Regions from separate parts of the Mus musculus genome. Here regions 2 and 3 are each linked to region 1. The links are chromatin contacts, found by Hi-C or POLR2A ChIA-PET in ENCODE. All regions are on one chromosome and are shown on one strand. Each heading gives the region's core, a stretch centred on a gene start or an enhancer-like site at or near the end of the contact. The rest is flanking DNA. Distances are from core to core; before and after follow the strand shown.

Region 1 (2,728 bases), core at 122-2,621:
AGTGGGAACCTGGAAGAGAAACTTACAGTAGATATTTGATAGCCTTTTATACCTAACACCGCTGACACAGAAGATGTGACCATCCTAAAAAACAGCTGTGCTCCCGACACAGGCCAGCAGGATGTCTGGGACGAGGTGCCAAAACTCAATGTCACCTAGACCTTGTTCTGTAGCATGGTAGTTTTGCTGTAAATTAAGAATGACCTGGTGGCCCAATAAGGGCAGCTTTGTGGACAAGGCGAGGCCTGAGATGGCCGAAGGGTCAAGCTCAGGCCTCTCCAAGAGCCACCACAGAGTATGTGGGGGCCTAGGACAAGCTCATGGCTGGTGTTGTTTTGGTTTTTTCCAATACAGCATTTCTCTGTGTAGCCCTGGCTGTCCTGGAATTCACTCTGTAGGCCACAGACTGGGGTGCTTGTACCTCCTGTGTTAATCCTTCTAGTTGCCAGAAAAACCAACTCTACAATTTGTGCCAAACTTGAAGCAAGCATTTATTAAGTTTTAAACACTGACAAAGAGATGGACTTTGGTCAGGCCCATTCCCCGGACTTTCCTACCTAAGAATGGTCTCAAGCCACGAGTTGCAGAGGCTTCTGAGGACAAATCTGTAGGCCACCCTATTTTCCCATGAGGCATTATTTCTCAAGAACTACAATTCCCAGCATTCCAGGAAGTTAACCTAGTTCCTGGGCAGGTTGAGTTTGCAGGTTAATTTTGGACATTACACTTGCGTGCTAGACCAAACTATGAGCCACCATGCATGTTTTCTTTTTTCAAGTGTGTGGTCTTTACTGAATAATAACTCTCCACAGTTGATTTGAAAAAGATTTGTGTGCCTATTAGGCATCTCTTTGTTTTATTTTTGCTTTCCCTTTCTTTACATTCAGACAAACGAAAAGTCCTTAGGAAAACAATCTTGCTGGGTAATCCTAGCTAACCTGAAACTGGTGATTTCCAGCCTCGGCTTCCTGACCATCACATGTATGTGCCACCATGTCTGGCCTTTGTGGCCTTTTAAGAATACCATATCCCTTTACTTTTTTTTTAAAAAAGCATGGCTGTCAGGAGAAACTTGTGGTTCCAGGGGGGCCGTCTGGAAAGTTCTATGCAGATTCAAGAAGCATTTCAAAGGCAGAATTGGGCCTGAGCCACAATCCCTTTGTGTGTAAAGGCTTGTTTGTAAAAAAGATTTAACTCTAATAACCACTTTGGCTTTCTAGATAGTATCCTCCTGATATCTTTCAGTTTTGTTTGTTTGCCCGACGCTTTCATTGATCTGAGAGGAGAGGCTAGTCAGCCACCCCGCAGCCTACTGAGGATGCTGAGGGGGGCGGGGCGGCGGGAGGGCGGTGCAGCTGGAACCCTGCATATTAGGAATCAGACCCTGCTGCTAGTTAGCTGAGTGACTCGTGGGTGGAGTCAAGTCTCCCAAGGTCTCTGTTTCTTCGTTGATAAAACAAAGGCTTGGAAAAATAAATACGGGCTTGGACCACATGATAAGAAAGGTCACTCTGTTTGCTGATGTTGTAGCTCTGTGATGGTAGCACAGTGAAACTCCTTATCCTTCTCTAAGGGCCCCCCAAAGCTACTTCACTCTCAGCATTGAGATGTGGCTTGTCACACGAGGCCACCTGACACTTTCAAGTTAGGGAGGCAGGTGTGGGATTCCTCTCCTGGTGGAAGTTTCCTCCCACCGCCTCCCCTTACCCCCCTCACCCCCCTTCCCCTATTCCCCCCTCCCCCCACCCTTGTTGGTTTTGGAGCTGTGTGAATGCTTTTGCCTTCTCCCTGGCTCATCAGCGCCAGGAGGAAACAATAGTCCCATTGTCTCTTGTAGAGAAGGTTTCCAGTTTCACCTTAATCCGGGGCCATTGTGTTGTTTTAACAAACTCGGTACCACCCCCATGCAAAATGCAGTTGGTTCAGTTTTTGTTTTTTGTTTTTTTTTTTTTTTTTTTTGATTTTTGTTTTTTAAAGGACTCAGCAGCAATCCACAGCCCATTCCCCTCATCTCCTTCCCAAAGTCATAACTATATATAGTAAAAATGCACCGGAGTGTATGCACTGTTTAATTGGGCCACCTGGCATCAGGGTTAAAATGTGCTCCATCTGTATTTAGTTTGCAGATGCTTTTGAGTTATGCTCCAAACCAGTAACCTTCCAGAAAGGTTTTTGTGGTTTATAATTAGTGGCACCTGTAAAACATTTCTTCTAACCACGTAGCTTCTTTCTTATTAATCTTTGAGATTTCATGGTTTCTTTTAGTTGTTGTTTTTTTGTGTGTGTGTGAATCAGGGCTGGCAAAGTATATCACCATGCCAAAGGTCTTACTACCATAACCTAATTAGATGTGGAATGCTGGGAACGCACTGCACGTGGCTGTTGTCAGTTTTATAACATGACAGTGAACTTCTGATGTCTTCACTGAACATTATAAAGCATTCCTTGTGTCTCTACTGCTGTTCCCCACCACATGTCTATTCATAGGAAACTAACATAGATCTATGGCGCTTCAGGTTATCCTAAGGGATCTTTTCTGAGCCTGGATTACACATTCGGTCAATATGCAAACGACATTCCCCATTTTTTTCCCTACATTTGACTCTTTTTCTTTTCTCCTTAGAGACAAAAGACTGTTGAAAATGCTGAAGGCTGTGCTGAAGAAGAGCCGAGAGGGAGGAAAGGGAAGCAAGAAGGAAGCAGGTACGTGCACCGAGCAGGTATTATG
Region 2 (2,947 bases), core at 51-2,550, 86 kb before region 1:
ACTTATAAATATAGTGATAATCAGGTCTTTGACTATACGAGTGAAAAATACCCAACACATTCGAACCATCTTTTATTTATTATGGAGAGATAGATTGAGCAGCCTTTTGCTTCCTGTCACTTTTCACAGGAACTTTAAATGCAAACACCATTCTTGCAGCTATCTTTATATTGGGAAGCTCTATGTGAGGTTGAAGTTTTTATAGGGAAAGTTGTTTAAAACACAGTTGTCTTTAAAGGCAGGTTTGCCACAGCAAAGGTTAGGGGTTGGCAATAAACCCATTTATAGCAACTTCTGTATTCTTCACTCTCCTTACACGGATGGGCGGCCTGTGTGCAATTCCTGTTGGAATTTCTAGTTGATCCTTCTGCAAAGAAAGGGGGCCCAAAGGGCTTTTGGGAATAGAGAGGGCTGAGCCTTCTACATATAAATTGGCTGCCTGGATTCCTGGGAGGTTGTGGAGGACCCAGGTCTCCCAGTTCCCTAGGCCATTTTCAAACTTCTGTTCTATTGGGAATAACAAAACATTTTGGGAACTAGGGAGTTTAATTTACTGCCACCAGCCTACTTAATAATAGCATCTTTGTCTGTTCTTCCTCCAGGACTCCTCCTCCTGACAAGGAAGCTAGCCGCTGGCCAGTGTACTTAGCCCAGACAGTACTGCTAGCCACAGAGTTCGAGGAGGGAGGACTGCCCCTGACTCTGGGCAGTCACTGATCCCCGGAACAACCCCAACTTAACTTTCCAGAAAGAAAAAGGTGCAATGGGCGAGATGCACTTTCCATCTTTCTCAGCTCATTTTGGAACAAGAAAGTGTATTTGTTTGTGTTTAGTTAAGCGAGGGGAAGAAAAGCCAACAAAGCCACCCTAAGGCATCCGCGGAAACTTCAGCTTGGCTAATTGCTCCCATATGTCCTCCTCGGATGCTTTCAGAGAGCAGCGCAGACCGAAGGCCGAGCCACTTTACTGATTCTAAAACGGCTAAAAAAAGGAGGAGAGGGCTAATCACACTTCTGATCCTGTCCCACTGGGGTCCAGGCGAGGCCCCAGGGGAGCAACCTTCTCCCGGAAAGCTTAGCTTCCCGCAGAGGACATGCTGGGTGAGGAGGGGGCGAAGGCGCCGGGAGGAAAGTTGGCGTGCGGCGCCCCAGCGGGTCCCAGAGCCGGGGCAGCTCCGGTCGGGAGGGGCGCGGGAGGCACAGCCCCGGCGGGCGCGCACAGGGAAGGTGCCTTCCGGAACACGCGCAAGGGCGGGGACTCGCGCTGCCAATGAGGTCCCGGTGTGGGCCGAGCGAGGCGCGGGGACGGGCCGGAGCGCTGCCTCCGCGGTGGCAGCTGCGGGAGCCCGGCTCGGGAGCCGCAGGAGCCGCAGCCGCCAAGCGCCCAGCCCTCTGCGCCCTGAGGCTCGGCCCCCGGGGTGGGAACCGCGCCGAAAGCTGGAAACTTTCCTGGCAGGTAACTCTCGCTGCCGGGGCGCCGCTGCCGGCCCCCGGGAGTCCGCAGCGGGCGGGGAAGGAAGGGTCCCGGAGAGCAGCCTGGGAAACGAGAGCCAGGCTGGTGGGAAAGTTTCGGGACGCCCCCTCCTCCGCCGGGCCCAGCGGGAGCTTTCCCGGAATAGGCGCAGGCACGCCGGAGCTCCCGGCCTGGGGCTAGGCGCTGCCGGGGAGTCGGTGCAGGCCGTTTCCTGCGCTCCCGGAGGAACGGGTTGCAGCAGAGCCGGGCTAGGGGGACATTGGGATCACGCGGCGCTCAGGACTTTCCCAGCCGGCCCTTGCCCGCCTCTTCGGTCCCTTGGCTAGACAGGGCCTGGGCTGCGCCGGGCACCTGGGTGGGGGGAGTAGGGGGACGTGCAGGCGGGGCGCCTGGCACCGCGGGGTCTTGAGTGTCGCCGCGCGCGGGTCGCCAAGTTCCCGGGAGAACTTCAGCGGGGGTGGGGGTGGGGTGGGGAATCGTATCGCCCACCGTGAGCTGAAAGTGTGTGATTCGCTCCTGCAGGCTGCGGCTCGCAGATGCAAGCCAATTTCTTTCCCTGGTGGTGTTGGTGATAGGGTGATGATTTGGGATTAGACCTTGAGGATTTTTTTTTTTTCTCTTCCTTTTAGTAGTGCCAGCTAAATGAAGGGTCGTGTCAAGTTTGCGAGTCCCCTTGTCCTTGGGCGACGAGTAGTTACTTTGGAGGCATTATGGGGATTCAGGTTCTTCCTGGAGGACTTTTGGGTGTGTGTGTGTGTGTGGGGGGGGGCCCTTGGGTTCGGCGCGGCCGCTTTCCGGAACGGCTGGCGGGGAAGGAAGCCCTGGGCATTGTGTAGCGTGTTTTCAGTCAGCAAGATCTCTGGACTGGAGTTCCCAAAACTTACTTGACTTATTGTGTAAAGGCTCCCGGAGGAAATGCGGCCATGGCCAGGTAGAAGAAACGCGGTGCCGCGGCCGAGGGAGGAGGACGCCGAGCTGTGACAGTCTTCTTCAGGCTGCCTCGGCTCCGGCTTGGCAGCCCCAGATTCTTGTGCCTGGAGTAGTGGGACCGGTCTGAGTAATACAGCTTCCTGCAGAGTGAACTCAGGGTGGTGAGGAGAGCACCTTCATCTTGAACTTGACCCCCGGAGTAGCGTCCTGGCGGGTTAAAAGGTAAAGGCAGGCTGAGTCTTAACCTGTAAAGGAGTTCAGACGCCGCTAGCTCCTGGTTCAAGATCTTTCAGGAAAGGACTCAGGGTGGCTGAGGTCGCGAACTCTAGAAATGCCAGACTCATCAGACTACGAAGTTAGTGTGCCTGGGGAGAGCAGGAGAAACCTGGTTGGCTGGCACAGAGGGTTAGTTTTTCTTTGTGGTGAAAAAGAAGGGAGTCTTGCGTCTCTGCTTACACCAGATCCGCTACTCCCCTCCACCCACACCCCCTTCCTGGGTCATCCTTATCCTGCCAGGCTGGCACTCCAGGGATGGGGGAGGGAG
Region 3 (2,878 bases), core at 62-2,561, 100 kb after region 1:
GGGTCATCCATTTTCAGTCGTATTTCCCTCATTAAGCATAACCTAGCAGCTGGGCTAAAACTTGAACTGGTTCCTGTATCCCTCTGCTGTAGTGCTAAGGTTAGCTTCCGTGCAAAATGGAAGCGGCTGCTCACTACCGTTTGTTTTCCTGCCATTACTACCTTCAAGGGCATGGGCTTCAGAAATGTTAGTGAGAAGTTAAATTGTTTCTTGGGGTTAGGACCTTATCTGGGATGACCCTCACGTCCGTGACCCTGTGCAAGTCAGAGTCAACCAACAGTTTGCTTGGGGCTGGAGAGATGGCTTGGTGATGAAGAACATGGGCTGCTCTTTTGTAGTACTTGGGTTCAATTTCTAGCACCCGTATGGCGGCTCACAACCACCGTAACTCTACTTCCCTGGCATCCAACACCCTTGTCGTGGGTACCAGGCATGCATTTGGGACACAGACATGCAGACAAAACAAAATAATTTGTTTTAAAAAGAATGCTTAAAATTCTTTTAAGATGAGAACATGCCGTACTGGAGCAGGCAGTGATTTTTGCTGCCTGGTGTCCGGGGACACCGGGGGAACGGGAAGTCTCCTGTTTCCTGGTAGGGTTACACAGCCCTGGTGTCTGGCGCAGAGAGGGCACTTCTTGTCTCAGTGTCTGGCTGTGCTCTTAGATGTGCAGTGACGGTTTGTGTCTACCCTTGTTCTGGAACCAGCTGCTCAGGGGTTATGGGCATCGGGTCACCTGCAGGGTCTCGCTGCCCCTTTGTTGGTGTGGCCTGGTTGCTGCTGTCTCCTTGGGCCCCTTTCCCTTGCTCACTTGGCTCAGAGTCCTCAGGGGGGGCTTTGGGGGAGATCCTATCTCGCATCGGGATTTCTTTCACTTAAGCTTTTTATCTGTACCTCATCCTGTTACATGTTTTAATACAAAACAGCGAGTCCCCGTAATCCATGAAAATCCTCCTTGAAAGGGAACGAGCGAGCCTGCTTTAAAGGGAAAGGGGAAACTCTGCGGACTAACACTGCGAGGTTTTGTTTCCCGCCCCCCCCCTAGGAAATCATCAGTGCACTGCCATTTGTCAAGCTTTCCCTAGACGACTTTCCAGACAACAAGGACATTCACAGTGACCTGCACGCCTACGTCCAGCACAGGGTCCACAGCAGCCAGGACATCCTCAGCAACATCTCCCTGAATGGCAAGGCCGACGCCGCCCTCATCAGCAAAGTCAGCAGCCATCTGGTGCTGCGGAGCCTCGGTTCCTACCTGTACCTCAAGCTCACGCTGGACCTCTTCCAGCGGGGCCACCTGGTCATAAAGAGTGCCAGCTACAAGGTGGTGCCTGTGTCTCTGTCCGAGCTCTATCTGCTGCAGTGTAACATGAAGTTCATGACCCAGTCTGCCTTTGACCGGGCCCTTCCCATTTTGAACGTGGCTCTTGCGTCCCTCCACCCCATGACGGATGAGCAGATATTTCAGGCTATCAACGCCGGCCACATCCAAGGCGAGCAGGGCTGGGAGGACTTCCAGCAGAGGATGGAGGCCCTCTCTTGCTTCCTCATTAAGAGGAGGGACAAAACCCGCATGTTCTGCCACCCGTCCTTCAGAGAGTGGCTGGTGTGGAGAGCGGATGGCGAAAGCACAGCCTTCCTGTGTGAGCCCAGGTATGGCAGGCGCTTCCCTCCTTTGACCTGACTCCTCCCACCAGTATGGCAGGGCCATACGTGGGTAATATGTCTCTGCTTTAGGGAATAGCAAGCTTGCCTGTGACCAGGGAAGGGGTGGGTGTGGGGAATGTGTCTGTCTTAGATCCTTAATCCCCTACCATTTCCTGACTACCCTTGGCCATATAGCACCTTATCCCTTGGCCATTTAGCACAGATGTGTGAGGAGAAAGGGGAGCCCTATAATCCAGTTAGCTGTCTCCTCACAGACAAGGCCAGGCAGGGTACAGTTCTCACAACTCAAACCACAGGAAGGTGGGAGACAAGCTTGCTTGCCTCCTAGTACAAGGTAGGTGAGAGGTCAAGAGGCTCGTGCCTTTGGCCTCCGCCATTCTCAAGCCCTCTGTCTGTCTAGCCTGCATCTTTGCCCTCTTGAGCAGCTCTTTGGGTCAGGTTTGCCTCCTATTCTAGTGATGGGCTGGCAAGCTGCTGGACCGTCTCCTCAGGACTTTGGTGGGCACCGGGCCAGATGATTGGGTCTGGATACGAAGTGGCCAGTGAGTACCTGGGAGGCCACGTGGCCACCACCCTCCCGGCCTGTAGTGATGGGTATAGTGCAGGCCTGTGGTGCACTTTCTTTAGGTAACACTGGACTCAGGGTTTATTATCGTTCAGACCTGGTTTAGCTACAGGTTGGCTACTCAAAGCAGATCACCAGAGGTGCCAAAGTGAGAGTGATGACATTGCTCACCGAGTTACAGAGATCATTTCTGAGCAAGGTGAGCTGCAGTTTGGGTTTGTAGAGAGAAAGAGAGAGAGAGACTCACAGGGTGTGGACGGCTGGTGTTAGAGCAGGAAGTAGCTGGAGGGTAGTCATCAATGACGCTGCATTTTAAACGGAGGTGACAGTTCAGCACAAAGCATATCTGAGTGTGGTGGCTGCTTCAGGAATAGTAACCACAGACACACAGTAGTCACCAGGACCTCAGGATAGCGTCTCGTGCATGTACCCATTTCATAGGCTGTCCCTGCGCTGACTTCGCTCTCCTCAGTACGACTTCTGTTTTCTTTTGTTTCCAACCATTTCGAAGTCTTCTTCCGGGCAGTCCTTGTTCATTCTAACGCCGTCAAGGTTTGCCTGTTTTCCTTATACTCTGCAGCTTAGTCTTACATCATAAGTCTTTACTTTTGAGCCAGTTTTTTTTTTTTAAAGTGGTGAAAGAT

What was found. Hi-C counts contacts between places; a loop is a spot of excess contacts on that map. ChIA-PET counts read pairs that join two places held with the same protein, here RNA polymerase II (POLR2A).
Region 2: POLR2A ChIA-PET joins it to region 1 with 15 read pairs in embryonic stem cell. The contact joins the promoter of Tanc1 here to the enhancer-like site in region 1. POLR2A ChIA-PET finds 5 or more read pairs at or near these places in 5 of 5 experiments (Patski and embryonic stem cell).
Region 3: a map of T-helper 17 cell shows a loop between it and region 1 (1.8-fold over the local background). The contact joins two enhancer-like sites. A Hi-C loop is called at or near these places in 1 of 37 maps with a recorded cell type or tissue (T-helper 17 cell). POLR2A ChIA-PET finds 5 or more read pairs at or near these places in 1 of 5 experiments (embryonic stem cell).

Annotation. Positions count from the first base shown.
Region 1 is chr2:59,696,725-59,699,452 of GRCm38, forward strand. It overlaps Tanc1 (tetratricopeptide repeat, ankyrin repeat and coiled-coil containing 1), which reads left to right. Exons shown (of 27, transcript NM_198294.3): 3 at 2,624-2,703. The coding sequence starts at 2,643. Among named protein-coding and RNA genes, the nearest start is that of Tanc1, 86 kb to the left of the region's middle. Within about 2 kb of position 1,372, at least 1 of the 3 ENCODE cell types and tissues checked has a DNase peak (open chromatin) inside an H3K27ac peak, as active enhancers do.
Region 2 is chr2:59,610,742-59,613,688 of GRCm38, forward strand. It overlaps Tanc1 (tetratricopeptide repeat, ankyrin repeat and coiled-coil containing 1), which reads left to right and starts at 1,301. Exons shown (of 27, transcript NM_198294.3): 1 at 1,301-1,455.
Region 3 is chr2:59,798,525-59,801,402 of GRCm38, forward strand. It overlaps Tanc1 (tetratricopeptide repeat, ankyrin repeat and coiled-coil containing 1), which reads left to right. Exons shown (of 27, transcript NM_198294.3): 14 at 1,047-1,654. Among named protein-coding and RNA genes, the nearest start is that of Wdsub1, 83 kb to the right of the region's middle. Within about 2 kb of position 1,312, at least 1 of the 3 ENCODE cell types and tissues checked has a DNase peak (open chromatin) inside an H3K27ac peak, as active enhancers do.